Linked DNA regions of Homo sapiens: all the other regions are linked to region 1. Evidence: chromatin loops called from intact Hi-C (ENCODE). Cell type or tissue: CD4-positive, alpha-beta T cell. All regions are shown on one strand.

What was found. Peaks named below come from ENCODE experiments on the same cell type or tissue, not always from the same donor. Only the 100,000 strongest peaks of a DNase experiment are listed, where the experiment ranks them.
Region 2: a loop joins it to region 1, with 10 times the contacts of the local background. A loop is called at or near these places in 103 of 110 quality-filtered maps.
Region 3: a loop joins it to region 1, with 26 times the contacts of the local background. A loop is called at or near these places in 21 of 110 quality-filtered maps.
Region 4: a loop joins it to region 1, with 2.1 times the contacts of the local background. A loop is called at or near these places in 60 of 110 quality-filtered maps.

What each region holds. Positions count from the first base shown.
Region 1 is chr13:27,373,654-27,378,653 of GRCh38, forward strand. It overlaps LOC105370126 (a long non-coding RNA gene), which reads right to left and starts at 1,131. Exons shown (of 5, transcript XR_941783.4): 1 at 932-1,131. RefSeq lists an enhancer at 46-1,245. In CD4-positive, alpha-beta T cell, CTCF peaks have their summits at 1,179 (motif pointing right), 1,378, 2,252 (motif pointing right) and 2,457; DNase peaks (open chromatin) are centred at 1,208 and 2,258; H3K27me3 peaks cover 526 bases.
Region 2 is chr13:27,981,734-27,986,733 of GRCh38, forward strand. The region is part of intron 1 of URAD (ureidoimidazoline (2-oxo-4-hydroxy-4-carboxy-5-) decarboxylase); the gene reads right to left. All of the region lies in intron 2 of LOC105370132 (a long non-coding RNA gene), which reads left to right. Among named protein-coding and RNA genes, the nearest start is that of URAD, 4.5 kb to the right of the region's middle. In CD4-positive, alpha-beta T cell, CTCF peaks have their summits at 2,715 (motif pointing left) and 2,917; a DNase peak (open chromatin) is centred at 2,718; H3K27me3 peaks cover 845 bases.
Region 3 is chr13:27,710,485-27,715,484 of GRCh38, forward strand. No RefSeq gene overlaps it. Among named protein-coding and RNA genes, the nearest start is that of GSX1, 79 kb to the right of the region's middle. In CD4-positive, alpha-beta T cell, CTCF peaks have their summits at 2,174 and 2,396; no DNase peak of the experiment used is centred here.
Region 4 is chr13:27,530,691-27,535,690 of GRCh38, forward strand. No RefSeq gene overlaps it. Among named protein-coding and RNA genes, the nearest start is that of MTIF3, 83 kb to the left of the region's middle. RefSeq lists enhancers at 2,317-2,817, 2,818-3,318, 4,881-5,000. In CD4-positive, alpha-beta T cell, CTCF peaks have their summits at 2,622 (motif pointing right) and 2,842; DNase peaks (open chromatin) are centred at 2,581 and 2,871; H3K4me3 peaks cover 375 bases.

The sequences.
Region 1 (5,000 bases):
TGTTATTTCCAGAGTAAGGTCCTTCCAGGCAGGACATCAGCAGGGTGAAATGCTTGTCAGTACCTCTACTTCACAGATGTAGCAGAGACTTTGGCTGGAACAGGAAGACAGTTTCTGACGGAGAGAGGCTGAGGAGCGCTAACAGCTGGCTGCCCCAGGCCTCTGGCTCTGCGCTCACTTCTGTTGTATTTATCCCAGTTGAATTTACCCCATCCTTCCCCATCACATCCCAGGGACCATTTCCAGACCAGCAAGACAGTATGTGTCTGTATATCCCACCGTTCCTATATTTGTGCAGCTCAGAGGGTTTCCTCATACATTCTCTTGTTCCATCTTGCAGGTACCAGGTGGATACTTGAGTGCTAAGCTGGTTGTCCTTGGGCCCTTCATGCCAGGCTCCCAGAGGCCCTGCACTCTGAACATCAGGCAATGCCTCTCTATGATACATAGCTTTAATCAGCAGCAAAATAAAATGGGGCTCATTGAATAAGGCTTACAAAGATGATGAGCTCCTGCCTGGGTTTGCACTGCCTGCTGTGCGGACGAGCCGCATCTGTGGACTCCTCCTTAGTCAGACCAAGCTGCCATCTTTACCTTGGCTCCAAAGGTGACCTATGAGCTGCCACACCTACTCTAGGAATGCCCAGCAAAGTCCTGACTTGGCAACAGGGACCAGGGATAGAGACTTTGACACATCTCCGGTGACTCTTCTGGAAAGGAGTGGAAGATCTGCCGGTGAGCAATAGAAGCGTCACACCCCGGTTCCCAAACCCAGCCCTAGACATTCTGGTGCCAAGAGGTGTCACTTCCTGGCAAAGGTGAAGGGAGGGTCAGTTTCTCCCTGCTGTTCCTGATTCCATCAGCTCTTGACCCACAGAGCAAACATGTGCCCAGCCTCTGCAGCGACAACCAGGTGTTCTCCTGGACTCACCCTGGCCCAGATCCGCTCGGTGGAGTTGGCATCTGCTGTGAGCCTCCCATTTGATTTGACGGTTTCCATTTAGTAGGTATTTGTAGATGCAGCCAGTCCTTTGAAGAATTATTATGCTCATAAAGTGCAGAGAAAATGGTATAGCCCTGCCTACTTCTCAGTTTTCTGAGGCTCAGGAATCAGCACGTTGTTTTCCTGATTTCGCTCTAGGCTTTCTTCACTCCCGTAATGAGCAGTAGGGGTCACTGTGTAGCCACAGAACGCCTCCACGAGGCTCCAGAAATCTAACTCCACCTACCTCTGGGCTGGACCAGAACACTTGGATGAAACGGCCACGTCACCACATCTTCACAAAGTCAGGGGACACATTTAGCAGGATCTTTTCTGATTGAAATGATCAATGGCTATTTCTATGTTGCTGAAGTGAAAATGAATATAGTGGTTTGGGTTGGAATCACTATGTTGATATAATACATATATAGTGATATAAATGACTATATTGATATAAATGATATTGCCACCAACTCGTTATGCTCCTGAATTTCCTCAATTAGTTTGAAAATTGGTCCATTTTCCCCAAATAAGCTTAGAATACAGTTTTGTTTTGTTTTAGACAGAGTCTTGCTCTGTTGCACAAGCTGGAGTGCAGTGGTGCAATCTTGGCTCACTGCAACCTCTGCCTCCCGGGTTCAAGCGATTCTCCTGCCTCAGCCTCCCAAGTAGCTGGGATTATAGGCATATGCCACCACATCCGGCTAATTTTTATTTTTCGGAGAGATGGAGTTTCACCATGTTGGCCAGCCTGGATACGAACAGAATATACAGTTTTAATTGCATGTGTGTATATGTTTAGATACTGATAAGCAAACATTGTGTTAAAAACCAAGTATCGCATTATTCTGTTTTTTAAGACCTAGATTTATGGAAGATAAACATTAGAAAACAATATTCAGCAGTCTTGTTTCTAGTTTTAACATTGACCTAATGTGAAACAGAAGAAAATTTGGGATCAATAATAACACCACTTTGGTACCAACCACAGAACAAAAAAAGTTGAAAAAAAAAAAACAACCCACACCCTCAAAAGATAACAATGTAGTATGTACGAAAAAAGTGAGTAGAAATAAAATAAAATCAGATACTATGTGGGAAAGGGCTTTGTTGTCCATACATTGCCATAGTTGGCCCAGGCAAGGATAGTGGCAATTGAAACACTTTCTAAGATGCACAGCCCTGCAAGTCAGCTTTTGGCTGATTTCCTGGGTATTTAACTTGGAATTGGACAACGGCCCTGGCTGCTCCTCACAACCCCTACCACCTCTGTCCACCAGGGGGCTTCACTCTTTTCCGCTTGGATTCTCTTTACATCCTCCACCGGTCCCCAACTCCACTCACCCATCCCCCAGTAGATTCCCTCCACTCTCCCCATTTCCCTTCTTGTTTCCCACCTGGTCTACGATCTAGCCATTAAGGCTTCGGGGAGAAACATAGGAAAATCAGCACAGCCCACCAACTCCACTGCCTTGAAACTGCTTCTGCGTCTGTCGGCCCGCCTGCTTTCCACAGTACGGCAAATCCTGGGCGTTCAACAAATATTGTGGACCACCACTACACTAGAACCACCAAAGAAATATGATCAAGGCTGCACAAAGTAGTGCACTGAGGATCCACTGCTAATGAATTTGGAAAAATTAAAAGTCACAGGCCGGGCGCGGTGGCTCAAGGCTGGGCGCAGTGGCTCACGCCTATAGTCCCAGCACTTTGGGAGGCTGAAGCGGGTGGATCATGAGGTCAGGAGTTCGAGACCAGCCTGGGTAATTTGGTGAAACCCTGTCTCTACTAAAAATACAAAAATTAGCTGAGCGTGGTGGCACGTGCCTGTAGTCCCAGCTGCTTGGGAGGCTGAGGCAGGAGAATTGCTTGAACCCGGGAGATCGCAGTGAGCTGAGATGGAGCCACTGCGCTCCAGCCTGGTTGACAGAGCATGACTCTGTCTCAAAAAACAAAACAAACAAACAAAAAAACCACACACATTTAAACCGTTTTCTAGTGTCCAGTTCTGTAGTATTAGGTAGATTCCCACTGTTGTGCGACCATCACTACTAACCATTTCCAGGTCTCTGTTCACCCTGTGGAATGGAAACTCTGTAGCCATGGAACAACTCCCCATTCTGCAGTCCCTGGCAACCACCATTCTACTTTCTGTCCCTATGAATGTAACTACTCTAAGTCTTAAATGAGCCAAACTCATTAGCAGTCAATCCTCAATGCACTGCTTCATGCAGCTTTGATCATATTTCTTTGGTGGCCCCAGTGTAGTGGCGGTCCACAATATTTGTTGAATGCCCGGGATTTGCCACGCTGTGCCCGGCAGTCAGGTTGACAGATGCAGAAGCAGTTTCAATGCAGTGGAGTTGGTGGGCTATGCTGATTTTGCTGTGTTTCTCCCCAAAGCCTTACTACCTCGTGCGAGTGGACAAATACAGTATTTGTCCTTTTCTGACTGGCTTGCGTCACTTAATATCTTCAAGGTTCTTCATATTGTAGCACGTATCGGAATTTCCATCCTTTTTCAGGCTGAATAATGTTCCATTGTATGGACATTCCACATGTTGTTTATTCATTCATCCATTGATGGACACTTAAGTGGCTTTCACCTATTCACTGTTGTGAATAATGCTGCCATACACACATGGGTGTACAAACATCTATTTGAGTCTGTGCTTTCAGTTGAGTGTATACCTCAAAGTGGAATTGCTGGATCACATGGTAATTTTAAGTTTAATTTTTTTGAAGAATCATCATACCATTTTCCACAGTGGCTAAACCATTTTACATTCACACCAGGAATGTACAAGTGTTCCCATTTTAACAGCTCCTCAGCAACACTTGTTATTTTCTGTCTTTTGATAATAGCCATTCTAATGGGTGAAGTAGTTCCTTCATTTTTTGACTTCATACTTTTCTATTTCCTCTTTGCATGTCAACGGTTTTGTAATATCTTCTATAGAGTGTCAATTCAGTATTTCTTCTAGCACAGTGGTTGGGATTTATAAATATGTGACTTCACACAGCCATATTCACCATATATAGCACTACTATAGACTTCTGTCCTACAAACTCAGAAATCCTGATAAACACTTGACTTTGACTGTCATAAAAAATAAAAATAGTCCAGGCATGGTAACTCACACCTGTAATCCCAGCACTTTGGAAGGCTTAGGTGAGAGGATCACTTGAGCCTGGGAGTTTAAAACCAGCCTGGGCAACATAGTGAGACCTTGTTTCTACAAAAAAATTTAAAAATTAGCTGGGCATGGTGGCCCGTGCCTGTAGTCCCAGCTACTCAGCAGGCTGAGGCTGGAGCCCAGGAGGTCAAGGCTGCAATGGGCTGTGATCAAGACACTGCACTCCAGCCTGGGCAACAGAGTGAGACTGTGTCTCAAAGAAAAAAATGATTAAATAAATAAATAAATAAAAATACAATGCATTGGATTTATAATCATTGCGTTATTGAGTATATCCCTGAGGGAGAAACCTTCTGTTTAGACCCAGTGTCATTGAAGACTGGCTTCTCCACTAAAAATGTTACGCCTGTGATTAGAAGAGTGTTGTACCTTGGGCCTTGATGCTGGGAACACTGTGCAGGGGAAGCAAGCACATTCTGGAACCCATTCTTATAGCAGAACAGCTGGCAACAACTGTGCACAGAAGTGACTGCGAGCCACACAGATACGTCTCACTAACCCAAATTAAGTGTATCCCTATTCAACTTTCTCTTAGCAGGATCCCAAAAATGCCTGTGCCCATTCCAATGCCACCCAATACTAGGGGCATTGTGTGTGTTCTTTTTCTTACTGATCTGTGGCTGTTCTTTATATATTACGAATATAAGTCCTTATCATTTTTATGTATTACAAATATAGTGTTGAACTGTGTGGCTTGCCTTTTCACTCTTTTTTTTTTTTTGACAGAGTTTTGCTCTTGTTGCCCAGGCTGGAGTGCAATGGCACAATCTTGGCTCACTGCAACCTCCACCTCCTGGGTTCAAGCAATTCTCCCGTCTCAG
Region 2 (5,000 bases), 610 kb after region 1:
GTGTTCTTGAAGCTAGCTCTCCTTTCCTGTCAAAGACTTTGCTTCTGCAATTTCAAATATCTATTTCTCCATCCCCACACCACTTACCCTTATCAATGTGCAAACATGCCTTAGAATCCCTCATCCCATAAACAATATTAACGTTCTCCCTTGATTCCCTGTTGCTCTCTTGTTTCTCCCTATTTCTCTGCTCCTCCTTACAGAAAAGACCTTAGAGTTGTCTCCTGGCCTCTCCACTTCCTGACCTCCCTTTCCAGGCTCACTCTGTCACGTTTCGAGCCACTGTACCAACTGATCTGCACTCATTAAGGGCATCTTGCCTGAGCCCAAAGACCAATGCCTGACCTCTTCTTTCTCAACCTCTCCAGACCATGTCACCTGGTTGGCCCTCTCTCCTTAAAAAATGACTATAAACGGCCGGGCACAGTGACTCATGCCTGTAATCCCAGCACTTTGGGAGGCCGAGGCGGGTGGATCACCAGGTCAGGAGTTCGAGACCAGCCTGACCAACGTGGTGAAACCTCGTCTCTACTAAAAATACAAAAATTAGCTGGGCATAGTGGCACGCGCCTATAATCCCAGCTACTCAAGGCAGGAGAATTACTTGAACCCGGGAGGCGGAGGTTACAGTGAGCTGAGATTGCGCCACTGCACTCCAACTTGGGTGACAGAGCAAGACTCTGTCTCAAAAAAAATGACTACCACTTACCTTCAGAGACATCCTTTGCCTACTTTCATCTTGCTCTGCCAGATAGGTCACTAGCACTAGTACCACAGGACTCAGTACCCACATCTCATCCCTTTGTTGTTTACACCAATGTACTTACTAAGTGCCCTCAGCCAGTCGTAGGGTTTGAAATGCCATCCATTCTTTGATGACAGCAAGATATACTTTAGCCCTCAGTGTTTCACCAAGCTCCTCTGTTTTGATGCAACTGAGCAGTCAGCATTTTCATCTGGATGATTTTTGGGTATCTTAGACTCAGCAAGCTCCTTCCTCCATCCTGTCTTCTCAACTCTAAGTCTTCCTCAACTCGGAAAATGGTACCACCACCCACCCAGTGGCTCAGACTGAAAACTTAGGAGTGACCATTCAGCTCTGTTTCTGATCTGCCTTCTGTCATCAAATCCATTTAAAAAAATCCTGTTGACTCTAACTGTAAGCCCTATTCTGAGAATCCATTCGCATCTCTCCATCTCTACTGCGCCAACCACAGTCCAAGCAACCTCAACTCTTACTCTTACTACTGCAGTGGCCCCTCGACCTGGCCCCCTGCATCTGACATAGCCCCCACATCACCATCCTAAAGCATAAACCCCAGTGACCCATTGCACATGGAGAAGCAAGTTCCTTATTAGACCTAAGCAGCTTTACATGATCAGGCCCTTGCTGCCTCTTCCTCACATCCCTCTACTCCTTACTATTTTCCAACTACCTTGATCTTTCTGTGCCCCAAAAATGTCGAGTTCATCCTGGTCTCAGGTTCCTTTGCTTTTTTTTTGTTTTTGTTTTTGAGACAGAGTCCCATCCTGTCACCCAGGCTGGAGTGCAGTGGTGCGATCTCGGCTCACTGCAACCTCCGTCTTCCGGGTTCAAGTGATTCTCCTGCCTCAGCCTCCCGAGTAGCTAGGATTACTGGTGCGTGCTACCATGCCCAGCTAATTTTCTATTTTTAGTAGAGACCGGGTTTCACCGTGTTGGCCAGGCTGGTCTCGAACTCCTGACCTCAAGTGATCCATCTGCCTCATCCTCCCAAAGTGCTAGGATTACAGGCATGAGCCACCACGCCCAGCCAGGTTCCTTTTCTATGAGTGGCCTCATCCTAGATTTCAGCTACTTATTTCTCATCCTTTGGTCTTAAACTTAAATTAACCTCCTAAGAAAGACCACCTTTATTACATATTTTCTGCCATATTACATATATTTTTTCTGGGAATTTCTAGAACCTGAAATAATGGTATTTTTAATGTTAATCCTGTCTCTCTTCACTAGAATGTAAGCTCATTTAAGGCAAGGACTTGTCTTGGTCACTACCCCGTTCCCAGTGCCCACAACAATCCCTGGGGCACAGTGGGCACTCAGTGAATATTTTTTGACCAACACAGCACTTTTGGTAAGGAGTGTTTCATTTTGTTTTGTTTTGTTTTGTTTTCTGAATAAACAAACACATTTTAATAGCTTGATCCAAAACCCTCATAGCCTGTATTATAAGGAACTTATTAGTATCCAACTCCATTCATTCAACAAAAATGTTGTTTAGTAAGCATAAAGTAATAAATTGTGGCATTACTATAATTCTGAAAGACACAGAGATGCACTTTGTTTTTTTTGTGACAGGGTTCTCGCTCTGTCATCCAGGCTGGTGTGCAGTGGTGCAATCATGGCTCACTGCAGCCTCAACCTTCTGGGCTCAAGCGATCCTCCCACCTCAGACTCCCAAAGTGCTGGGATTACAGGTGTGATTCACCATAGCCAGCGGAAATGCACAGTTAATTAACTCTTATGAAAGTTGTATTGCTCTTTAATTTCATAACACAAATCCGTCCTGAATTTCTTCAGTTAGTGCATGTGAGTTTCAACTTTCTTCCCTTTACTAATTGTCCGTTCTCTTTCCTAGAAAACCTTTGCCTCATCTTTAATCTGTGGGAACTGATTGGCTGGAGAAGGTACTTTGCCCAATAGCACTAGAGCTCAATATTAATCCTGGACTGCCACCTACTGGCCAATAATCATCATAGCAGAACCTAAATGGACTCGCCCTTAGTCTAGAAACCCAGTTTTGTTTTCTGTTAATGGTGGAGGTTTTTCTTCAGTCACCAAAACAAATACATGACTAGGTAGACCACTGTAACTTGAACGTCTCTCTAAGGTACCTTCTTTTTAGATTCAAATAATCTATTTCACCCAGTTTGCTTCTTACTATTCAAAGGGTAAAGCTAGACTGTAATAAATCCCATTTTAAGGCTGGGCGCGGTGGCTCACACCAGTAATCCCAGCAGTTTGGGAGGCCGAGGTGGGCGGATCACAAGGTCAGGAGATTGAGACCATCCTGGCTAACACGGTGAAACCCCGTCTCTAGTTAAAAAATACAAAAATTAGCCGGGCATGGTGGTGTGTGCCTGTAATCCCGGCTACTCCGGAGGCTGAGGCAGGAGAATCGCTTGAACCCGGGAGGCGGAGGTTGCAGTGAGCTGAGATTGTGCCACTGCACTCCAGCCTGGATGACAGAGCAAGACTCCATCTCAAAAAAACAAACAAACAAAAGCAATTTTATTGGATTTTTTGACAAATAAAAATTATACATGTTTATGGTGTGCACCTTGATGCTTTCCATATATGTATACATTGTGAAATGATGAAGTCAAGCTTTTTAATATATCTATCACCTCACATATTTATCATTTTTTGGTAGTAAGAACATTTAAAATCTACTCTCTTGAAGGTGGGGCAAGGTGGCTCATGTCTGTAACCCCAGCACTTTGGGAGGCCAAGGTGGGCGGATCACTTGAGGTCAGGAATTTGAGACAAGCATGGCCAACATGATGAAACCCCATCTCTACTAAAAATAGAAAAATTAGCTGGGCATGGTGGCAGGTGCCTGTAATCCCAGCTACGAGGGAGGCTAAGGCAGGAGAATCGCTTGAACCCGGGAGGGTGAGGATGCAGTGAGCCAAGATGGTGCCACTGCACTCTAGCTTGGGTGACAGAGTGAGCCTCTACCTCAATTAAAATAAAAAATAAAAAAGCCTACTTTCTTGGCAATTTCCAAATATACAATAGATTATTATTGACTATAGTCACCAAGCTGCGAAGTAGATCATTTTATTTGATTATTTAAACAATAAAACATGGGGTCTAGGACATCAAGCATTTATCTTAATCAAATACATTAGTGGATAAATGAATGAAAACCCTAAAAACTGTTTCTAGACTTTGTTTCTCATTGTCTGGAAAAAGCCTTCAAAACCTGTTGGGTTGACTCTCAGGGTTATTAGAATTCCAGTCCTGCCACTTTCTAGTAGTGTGTCCTTGCTCAAGTTACTTAATCTCTGTGTGCCTCAGTTTTCCCATCGGTAAGAATGGGAGCAATAATAATACTATTCCTCATTTTATAGGGATATTAGAGGATTGAATGAGTTAGCAAGTGCAAAGTTTTTGGAAAAGTGCCTGAAACACACCAGTAGTAAAAGTTCAATACATTTTAGCTATTTGTTGTTGTTATTGTCACCATTGATAACATCACTTGTCTACTGTTACTGAGATGTTAAGATGAGGAGCTGCCGCCAGACAGCAATGAGGCTCCCAGCTGCTCCCAGACAAGTGCAGAACCGAGAAGCAGCCTCCACCACAGGGAGCTCCTCCCCAGAACCGTGTCTACTGCAGACACCAACAACCGTCCAGGGGGCCCAAACTCCCTCCAGCCATTTTGTCCACTGACCTACCACTGAGTCACCCAGTTAAAATGTGTGGGGAAGGGGGTAATGCCAGAATTCCCACTTTTCAGTATCACCTTGGAAACGATTTCATGCATTCATTCAGCAAACTTTGATTAAGTCCCAACATCCTGTTCACTCTGTGATCTGGGATTCTGACACTAGCCAGGAGACAGAGGTTTCATCAAGTCACGGGGGCATCAAAACAAGCCTCGGGAGCGGGGGTTGCCCACGTCCAGTGCTGCCCACACTCCACTATGCTCAGGGCCCTGACTGGACTGACCCGGAACTAGAACCTCTGGCCAGCTGGATTGTGGGGAGTGTTGGTGAGCAATAAGATGAAAATGGAGAAATTGTTATGTTTTTATCAAAGTTCCAGACACAGAGTAAGAAAGCCCCCAAAACGTGTGTTAAGTAACTGGCCAAACCCAAGAACAATAGATCTAAATTATTCACGCGATCCTAGCTTTCTCTCTCAACACGCTCCCTCCTCAGCCTCACCACTCCTTTGGGTATTAAGACAATCAAAGGATATGCCTCTCTTTTTTTTTCCTGTAAAGAAATTA
Region 3 (5,000 bases), 340 kb after region 1:
GGCAAATTTAGAAATAAAAACATATTTTAATATTATTAGTGACTTCTACCTGATCACTTACTAATGAATTTTAAGTCAGTGACTTTGCAATGTAAATATAAAATCAGTTATATAGTTTGGAAAAACTCTGCACCCTGAGTTCTATCCCTTTCACACATTCTTTGACCCTTTTAAGTTTATCCTTTGACTATAATGAGTTTATTCTTTGGCTGAGTTTAATATTTAGACTACAGAAAGAAAAAAATTTGAGTCACTCTAAGTTAGTTTGGCACTTCCTTTAATCTGGTTGTTCTTGTTCAACTCCAACCCCTCCCAGCCCTGAATGAGGACAACAATATCAAACAACAATTGGGATATTGGGTGAGAAAGTGCTTCCTAGTTGGGCTTGTAAAGAGGTGAGCTCAGGAAGTGAGGGCCGCATTTAATTGCTGAATTGATTCACAAGTGCTGAGAGGCTGTTGGAGTTGAATATACTCAGATAGATTCAGGAAGACTGAAAATAATTAATGAACTTTGTCACTTAAAATTTGGATTTTAAAATATTTTATTTTTGATGCCATTTTGTTTCGAAAATGTCAGAATGTAGAAAGAATGATGGGAATAGAAAATCATCACTTGGCAGGAATAATTATTTCAGTCAAGAATCATCATCAGTGATAATCCAACAATCCCATGACTTCATATGTATCCAAAAGAAAGGAAATCGGTGTATCAAAGAAACTTCTGCACACTCATGTTTATTGCATCACTGTTACAATGGCCAAGATATGGAATCAACCTAAGTGCCCATCAACAGAAGAATCAATAAAGAAAATGTGGTGTATAAACACATGAAATACTATTCAGCCATAAAAAAGAATGAAATCCTGTCAATTGTGACGACATGGATGAACCTAGAGGACATTACGTTAGGTGAAGCAAGCCAGGCACAGAAGGACAAATACCGCATGTCTCACTCATATGTGGAATTCTATAAAGCTGATCTGGAATTTGGGGATTGGTTATGGGATTCAAACAAAGAGGTACAGATTAAAGAGGATGGAACAAAAACGATTTTTGTTGGAGGGAGTTTTTTTTGGAGGGAGTGTGTGTAGTGAAACCTGTGAATTTCACAGTAGTTATGGACTGCTAAACAAAAGATTTTCCAATATACAGGCCAAGCAGGGGAGTAAAAAGAAAAGATGACTACAGGCAGAGACACCTGAAGAATTTTTCAAAGAACTTCCCCATCTTCTCCTTGGCCAGCCCCACAGATGCTGTGACAATCACTCGTGGAGTGGGGTGAGGTTAACACACTACTTATGAATCAACAAAAAGTCTCTCATAAATAAAAGATGTCATATGTAGGTTTTTTTTGTTTTTGTTTTGTTTTGTTTGTTTTCTAATTGCACCAAACTCTTTCAGTGGACATTTTAACAGAAATGAGTGTGCCTTGCAAATTCATATTTTTGGTATGAAAATTGATATTCAAAATGTATCATCAGGTTTTATATTACTAAAAATATGAGGTTTGTATAATTTTTAAACCTTCAGATATCCCCAAATATTTTTGAAAAATGCAAAACTGCTGACACCTTTTCAAATAATTTTTTTTTTTTTGAGAGACAGGGTCTCACTTTGTTGCCAAGGGTAGAGTGCAATGGTGAGATCATAGCTCTCTGCAGCCTTGAACTCCTGGGCTCAAGCAATCCTCCTACTCAGCCTCTTGAGTAGCTGAGACCACAGGCGTGCACCACCACTCCTGGCTAATTTGTTTGTTTGGTTTTTTTTTTTTAGAGAAATAACACAGTGGAGGTCTCATTATGCTGTCCCTGCTGGTCTCAAACTCCTGGGTTCGAGCGATCCTCCTGCCTCCACCTCCCAAAGCACTGGGATTACAGGTGTGAGCCACCACGCCTGGCCTTCAAATAATTTTTACAATATGTTTAAACAAAAGGTTTCTAAGATGCCTGTACTTGTAAACTCATTACTTTATTACATTTTATATCATATATTATAGAAAAATAGTTTTTAAATCTTTCTGTTCTGTTGGCATTAAGATATCTCAATCCTAGCAAGGCAGTTGACATGGGACAGCCAGGCTGAGTCCCAGACGTGCCAGGCAAACCATCTTCTGTGTATTGTCACCGCCCCCACCAGGGCCAATGAGTTTATGCTATGAATTGGAACAAAATGAAATCTGAATTCCAGCTTTAGCACTTCCTAGGAGAACTTGGATGAATAATCTTCCTGAGCCAGTTTTCTCATCTGGAATATGGAGATAATAATGCTGATTTTTCAGAGTTATTGTGAGGATTAAATAATGCAAATAAAGTATCCAGCATGGAGTCTAATACAAAGTACAAATATAGTATCAGTTCCTTCCTTTTTTCCTCTTTTCTTATAATCCATGACTAGAACAATTTATATGTCAAATCAGCACATGATAATTTTATTGTTTGGCAGTGGATTTATGAATGATTGTTGCATTAGTAAGACCTGAGTAATTAATTTATTAAAGCAGAACATAGCATGGACAATAATGATAGTATCTTGATGTCTGTATTCCAAGCACTTTGGGAGGCCGAGACGTGAAGATCATTTGAGCCCAGGAGTTCAAGACCAGCGTGGGCAACATAGCAAGACCTCATTTCTACAAGAACTAAAGAAAATTAGCCAGGCGTGGTGGCATGTGCCTGTAGTCCCAGCTAATTGGGAGGCCGAGGCAGGAGAATCACTTGAGCACAGGAGTTTGAGGCTGCAGTGAGCTATGATTGCACCGCTGAACTCCAACAGAGAAAGACCCCATCCCTAAAAAAAAAAGTATTTTGACCTCTGGATTATGGTTAGTCAATTCTGTGTAATTGAGGTCCAATTTAAAAATTAGACATGCTCATGTGTCCAACTAGTACTCTTTTGTCCTCAAAGTTTAACATTTAAATTAAAATGTTAAGAAGAAAAAGTCCTTTTGAAATTTTGCAAAGTTAGGAATCATAGCTCTAGGGATTTCCATGTAAAAAGCTGATATGGGGGCCGAACGCAGTGGCTCATGCCTGTAGTCCTAGCACTTTGGGAGGCCAAGGTGGGCAGATCACGAGTTAAGGAGTTTGAGACTAGCCTGGCTGACATGGTGAAACCACGTCTCTACTAAAAATACAAAAATTAGCTGGGCATGGTGGCACGCGCCTGTAGTCCCAGCTACTCGGGAGGCTGAGATAGGAGAATCGTTTGAACCTGGGAGGCAGAGGTTGCAGTGAGCTGAGATCGCGCCACTGCGCTCCAGCTTGGGCGACAGAGTGAGACTTCGTCTTAAAAAAAAAAAAAGCTGATATGGTTAAAATATACACAAAACTTTCTAAGTGGATCAGTACAAGAAAATTTATTAGCCTGACATAGACATTGAATTTCATCTATTTTTGTAATGCCTCAACCATGAATTCAGTATACAAATAAGATGGAGCTATATTTATTCATTCAACAAGTATTTATTTATTTATTTATTTATTTATTTATTTATTTATTTATTTTTGAGACAGAGTCTCACTCTGTCGCCCAGGCAGAAGTACAGTGGCACAATCTTGGCTCACTGCAACCTCCACCTCCTGGATTTAACTGATTCTCCTGCCTCAGCCTCCCGAGTAACTGAGATTACGGGTGTGGGCCACCATGCCCAGCTAATTTTTGTAGTTTTAGTAGAGATGGGATTGCGCCATGTTGACCAGGCTGGTCTCGAACTCCTGACCTCAAGTGATCCACCCACCTTGGCCTCCCAAAGTGCTGGGATTACAAGTGTGAGCTACTATGCCCAGCCAACAAATATTGATTGAATGCCTACTGTGTGCCAAACTGGTTTTGTAGAGGATAGAGAATAGACCTTTGATTTGGGCAAGATGGAGGGCACTGATAACCTTGATGAGAGTGGTATCTGTGGCGAGGTGAAGACGAAAGCCTGGCTGGAGTTGTTGAAAGAGAAAGTAGGAGATAAGGTGTAAGGACAGTAAAACAGGAAACCTGAGATTTGCTATAAAAGAAAACCAAAATACTGAGTGATAGCTGAAGGAAGCGTGGAGTCAGATGACTCAAAGTTTATTTTTTCAGGTGAGCACTATAACAGCATATATGTGGGCTAAAACAGACCCTCAGAGAAGCAGAAATTGATAATGCAAGAGAAGAAGACGGGAGTTTCAGAGCCAAGTCCCTAAAAAGATGAGAGAGAGTGGGATTCTGGGACAGCCTTTGGAAAGAGAGGAAAGGCAACATATGTGGACACAGGTAGGGCATGCTGAAAGATTTGAAGATAGGAAGATGAGGTATGTATCATCTGCTTTCATTCTTCAATGAAATATGGAGCTAGATCAATATCAGGGTTGATGTGTGTGTAGGACTCGGAAGTCTGAGACTGAAGAAAGAATGTGTGAAACCGCCACCTTAGGCAGCAGAAATCTAAGTTGATAAAGACAAGGGATGAGATGGCTGGGCAGTGCCACTTGCCAAAGTGAGAACTGTCTGCACGGCATGTGCCCTCTTGGTCACATTCAGCTGCTCAGGCGCCAGTCCACAGAAGGCAGAAAGCTGTATCTCACCAGTTTGCTTTTCCCTGCAGGCAGTTATAATGGAGGGGTAGGGAGGACAAGGGTCTAAAGCATAGACTCAGCTGGGCTTAGTGGCTCACACCTGTAATCCCAGCACTTTGGGAGGCCAAGGTGGAAGAATGGCTTGAGCCCAGGGAAACATGGCCAAACCCCATTTCTGCAAAAAATTTAAAAATTAGCCAGGCATGGTTGCATGCATCTGTAGTCACACCTACTCGGGAGGCTGAGGTAGGAGGATCACTTGAGCCTGGGAGTTCAAGGCTGTAGTAAGCCATGATCACACCATTGCACTCCAGCTCAAGAGACAGAGCAAGACCTTGTCTCAGAAGAAAGTAAATAAATAAAATAAAGCATAGACTCTACCCTGGAGAAGGACCCAGTGAAAATGATTGATGGAGAGCATTAAAGTCAATAAGTTGGAGGTCTTGC
Region 4 (5,000 bases), 160 kb after region 1:
TTTCCATGCTGGCTGTACAATTTTACATTTCCTCCAGCAATGCACAAGGGATCTGATTTCTCCACACTTGTTATTTTCTGTTGTTGCTGGGGTTTTTTGTTTTGTTTTGTTTTGTTTTGTTTTGATGGAGTTTTGCTCTTGTTGCCCAGGCTGGAGTGCAGTGGCACAATCTGTACTCACTGCAACCTCCGCCTCCCAGGTTCAAGGGTCCTCATGCCTCAGCCTCCCAAGTAGCTGGGATTATAGGAGCGCGCCCTCATGCCTGCCTAATTTTTGTGTTTTTGGTAGAGACAGCGTTTCACCATGTTGGCCAGGCTATTCTCGACCTCCTGACTCAAGTGATTCACTTGCCTCGGCCTCCCAAAGTTCTGGGATTACGGGTGTGAGCCACTGCACCTGGCCTGTTGTTTTCTTTTTAATGGTAGCCATCCTCATGGTGTGAAGTGGTATCTCATGGTTTTTATTTACATTTCCCTAATGATTAGTGGTGTTAAGCATCTTATCATGTGCTTATTGGCCATCTGTATATCCTCTTTAAGGAAATGTCTATTCACCTCCTTTGCCCATTTTTTTCATTGGGTTTTTGTTTGCTGTTGTTATTGTTGCATTATAGAGCTTCTTTGTATATGCTGGATATTAATCTCTTATCAGATATATGATTTGCATATATTTTCTCCCATTCTGTGAGTGTCCTTTGATATACAATTTGTTAATTTTAGTGAAATCCAATTTATCTTTTCATCATTGTTGCCTGTTCTTTCGATGTCATATCCAATAAATCTTTGCCAGAAAACTTTTTGCCTGGTTTCCTATAAGAGTTTTATAGTTTAGTTGTTACATTTAGATTTTTGAGTTAACTTTTTAAAAACTATGGTGTTAGGTAAGGGTCCAGCTTCATTCTTTTGCATGTGGACATCCAGTTTTCCCAGCATTTGTTGAAAAGACTGTCTTTGCCCCACTGAATGGTCTTGGCCCCTTTGTTGAAAATCATCTCACCATATATGCAAGGGTTTATTTCTGGCCCCCTATTCTCTTCCATTGGTCTATATGTCTATCTTCATGTCAGTACCACAGCTTTGATGACTAGCTATGTAGCAAGTTTGAAATCAGGAAGAATGAGACCCTCAGCTTTGTTCTGGGCCCCTTTAAATTCCATATGAATTTTAGGATGGATATTTCTATTTCTGCAGAAAACATGGTTGGGATTGTGATATTGTACTGAGTCTGTCTTGGGTAGTATTAATCTTAACAATACGAAGTCTTTCAATCTATGAACAGAAAATGTCTTTCCGTTTATTTATGTCTTTTTTAAGTTCCTTCAGCAATATCCTGTAGTTTTCAGTGTACATGTCTTTCATCTCTTTGTTCAAGTTTATTCCTAAATATTTTATTCTTTATAATGCTATTGTAAATGAAATTATTTTAACTTCCTTTTGGGATTGTTCATTGTTAGTGTTTAGAAATGCAACTAGTTTTTGTGTGCTGATTTTGTATCCTGTAACTTTGCTGAATTCAACATAATTTTAATTGCTTTTTAGGTTTTATTCTTATAAATTGAAATGGGGACCCCAGCCAGAGAACACTCTGGACCACACAATCTTTTGTCCTCAACCTCCATATCCCAGTCTCCCCATAGTCCAAAGATTCCCTTACCCTGCACTGCCAGAGGGTTAAAGGGTCAGTTCTAGGCAGCTCCTTTGTCAGGATTGCTGGCCTCCAAAGCCCCACCTCGCTAATTCTGTTTCTTCATTGTCAAATAAGGAGGTCCATCTCTGTCCTCTCAGGTCTTCTGCAGCACTGGATACCATGTGTTAGCTCACGTACCTGAGTTCAGTTTTCATGAGAGTTCATGATGACTGAGGTATGGTTAATCATTTGTTAAATAGTTAGATTTTTATTCCAGAGAAACACCTACTCTACAGAGCGCATATGAAACAGGTTTGCATTGCATGAATTATTTTCCCATTTGAAACCCAGAATCTCACTCAAATGGCTTTCCAACCCATATTGTACTGAAGTATCCTGTTCGTTCCATTAACTATTCACAGAGTCAACTGGGGAACCGTTGTTATTAATTTCAATGGAAGGCTAAAATGCAGTTCATTTTCTGTAATTGCAGGCCCACGGTCTAAAGAGCCAGCAAAAGCTTTTAATCTGAGGCTTTTTTAGAGGAGTATGATCATTATTACATTGAACATCTTTTGAAGGTGCGTAATTATCAAAACCTCAATAACATTGACATTCAAAGAGCCCTATACCATAGAAGCGAAACTCACATGCAGGGAGCAGGACAAATTGCGGTCTGAGTTACCCAGGGATAGAGAAATGGCCACGGGGAAGGTCGACAATGTTTGCACATCTTGCTTTGCTATTTTATTCCAACTGTGAGGCTCTTCATGCCACATGGGAAGGGGACAGACGCACTCCCTTCATATATGTAAGTTGTTTGTGGCCTCAGATATCCAACCCTTCCTGCTGCAGCTTCCCTGACCTCCTGCACCGGGAGCCACCGGCTGCAAACAGGCTGCAAACACCGGGGAGCTGCAAGCGAGGGCGGCCAGTCCATCGAGCCAGCAGAGGGCGCTGAAACGCGGCCCAGTGAACTAGGGACGTCCAGGGCCAGCGCTGACCACTGGTGGTGCCCGAGCTCCCAGGGCTCTGATGCCCGGCTGCTCCAGTCCGCAGAGAAAACTAACCGGACACTCCACTGCTACTTTCTTCCCGATGCTCATGAGTCTCACCTTTGGTGAGGGCTGTCACCCTTTAGCCACAGTTCTGTGAGAGAACCACCTCCTTTTCCCCCATAGGAGGAAGGACAGCGGCAGAGGAGGCCAGGGGAGTGGCTCACGCAGTGACAAGTGACTGCAAGGCCACCCCCACCACACTTCCCACAGGTGGCACCACATGTGCACTTCTGCTCAAAACTGAAGCGGGGTGACAGCACACTGCTTGGCATGGGGACAGAGACAAAGGAGGCAGGCACCGGGGACAGGGTGTCAGCATGTATGTGCATATATATATATGTGTATGTGTGTGTGTATATATATACACACACACACACATATATACACACCCTGTATATATATATATATACACACACCCTGTATATATATATATATATATACACACCCTGTATATATATATACACACACACACATATATATACACACACACATACATATACATACACACACAGACATACATACATATACACATACATACATACATATGTATGTGTATATATATTTTTAGTTAAAATCCAGATCGATGATGCTGGCACCATCACGTACTCCAAATGTCAAAGCCACACGTTATGAGGTTGGTGAGATAGGCCACCCACCCTCACATACTCATTCATCTTCAGCATGTTGCCACTTACTATATTTTGTGTGCACCCGGATAAGTGGATTTAAGGATTTCATTATTCAGTGTTAACTAAATTAATTTGGAAAAAATGTATATGTAGCTTTAAAAATATGGTTGCAAAGAATCTGTAGGTTGGCAACATTAGTAACGGGAGCACAAGTGAACTCAAAGGAAACAGCAGAGCTCTCGCATCTCTTACTCCTAGGAAGGCCCCTTTATCAGCCAGTCCGCAGGAGAAGCAATGATGAGCTCAGCAGATCTGACAGTCTTAGGCCAACCAGAATTTTTTTTAGAAAAGCAAACAAATCTGTCATTTCAAGCAAAAGATGCTGCCACAATAAGTGAGAATGTAATTGTTCCTTTTTTGCCCCCTGGGAGTGGTGGTGAAATAAAAGAAAGAAAATGGGAAATCCTATCTATAAGACCAAGTAAAAATAATCATGCATCGGGCATAGCTCTTACCATGAAGTGGCAGCAGACACATCAGAACCGTGGCAGATCACAGACTCTTTCCAAGTGGCAGGGATTGTCCAGGGAGCGGCTGAGTCAGCAGCAGGGCCTGTCCCACCTGGGCACTATTTCCTTCTTTCCTTTACTGCCACCTCATGTCAGATGGTGACAAGAGGATCATGACAAACAAGAGTCAAAGGTCAGATCAGAAGTCAGAGTCAAAGGCAGGGTCAGAGTGCAGATTTCTGACTCCCTGACCAGTGCTCACAAAGGAATCAAGCCCGCATCTAGTGTGGGCCCTGGCGTGGCCTTGGTGTTAAACACAGGAGAGAGCATAGCATGGTGGGCTCTAAACCCAGAAATCAGACTCCCCCGACAACTTCCAGCTCTGAGACCCAACCTCTCTGTGCCTGTCCTCTCTGACTGTAGAACTGGGAAAGTTAATGAAACTTGCTTTGGAAGCTTGTCGTGAGAAATGAATGGATAAACACATGTGAACGATGCTTGGTGCATACTCAACTTTTAACAAATGTTAGCTGTTGTAATCTTATTTTACCACTGAAGCTGAAGAAACTTTTTTCAGGTTGAGATACTGCATTCCTGGAGTCCTTCAGATCTTTTACCAAATTCCAATATCAAGTTCTCAACTTCCACAGTCTCTGAATCCTGAAGTACACTTGAGAATTTCTGCCAAGATATGCACCTTCAGAGCCAAGAGCAGCAATTAAGAGACCAGTGAAGTTCTCCTGTTTAGACACTACAACGGAAAATTTGAAAGCAAATATCTCAGACAACAAGGATGGCTGAAATACAGTACAAACCAAGAATGCTAATCATTTTCAAAGTCAAAAAGTAAATTGGGACACCGATTTAGCACAGCTTGCAACCTTGCAAAATTCCTGCTCCACAGAACTGTAACTGCTGGCCTCTCCAAAGGTCGGGCAGAATGCACTTTATTTACATTTCATCCAAGCTTGCTACTTTACAATGTGGACTTCCCAAAGGGCAGGGCTGTCTTACTTATTTCTGTGTTTGTTGAATGAATGTTGAACATGGCAGTCTACAGCCATACCACCCTGAACGTGCTCAATCTTGTCTGAACGTTGAACGTGGCAGAGTGCTCCTCATGGGGAAAGAAAATGCGAGAAGAGGTGGGACGCAATTATTTCCTTGTTTTCAGGATG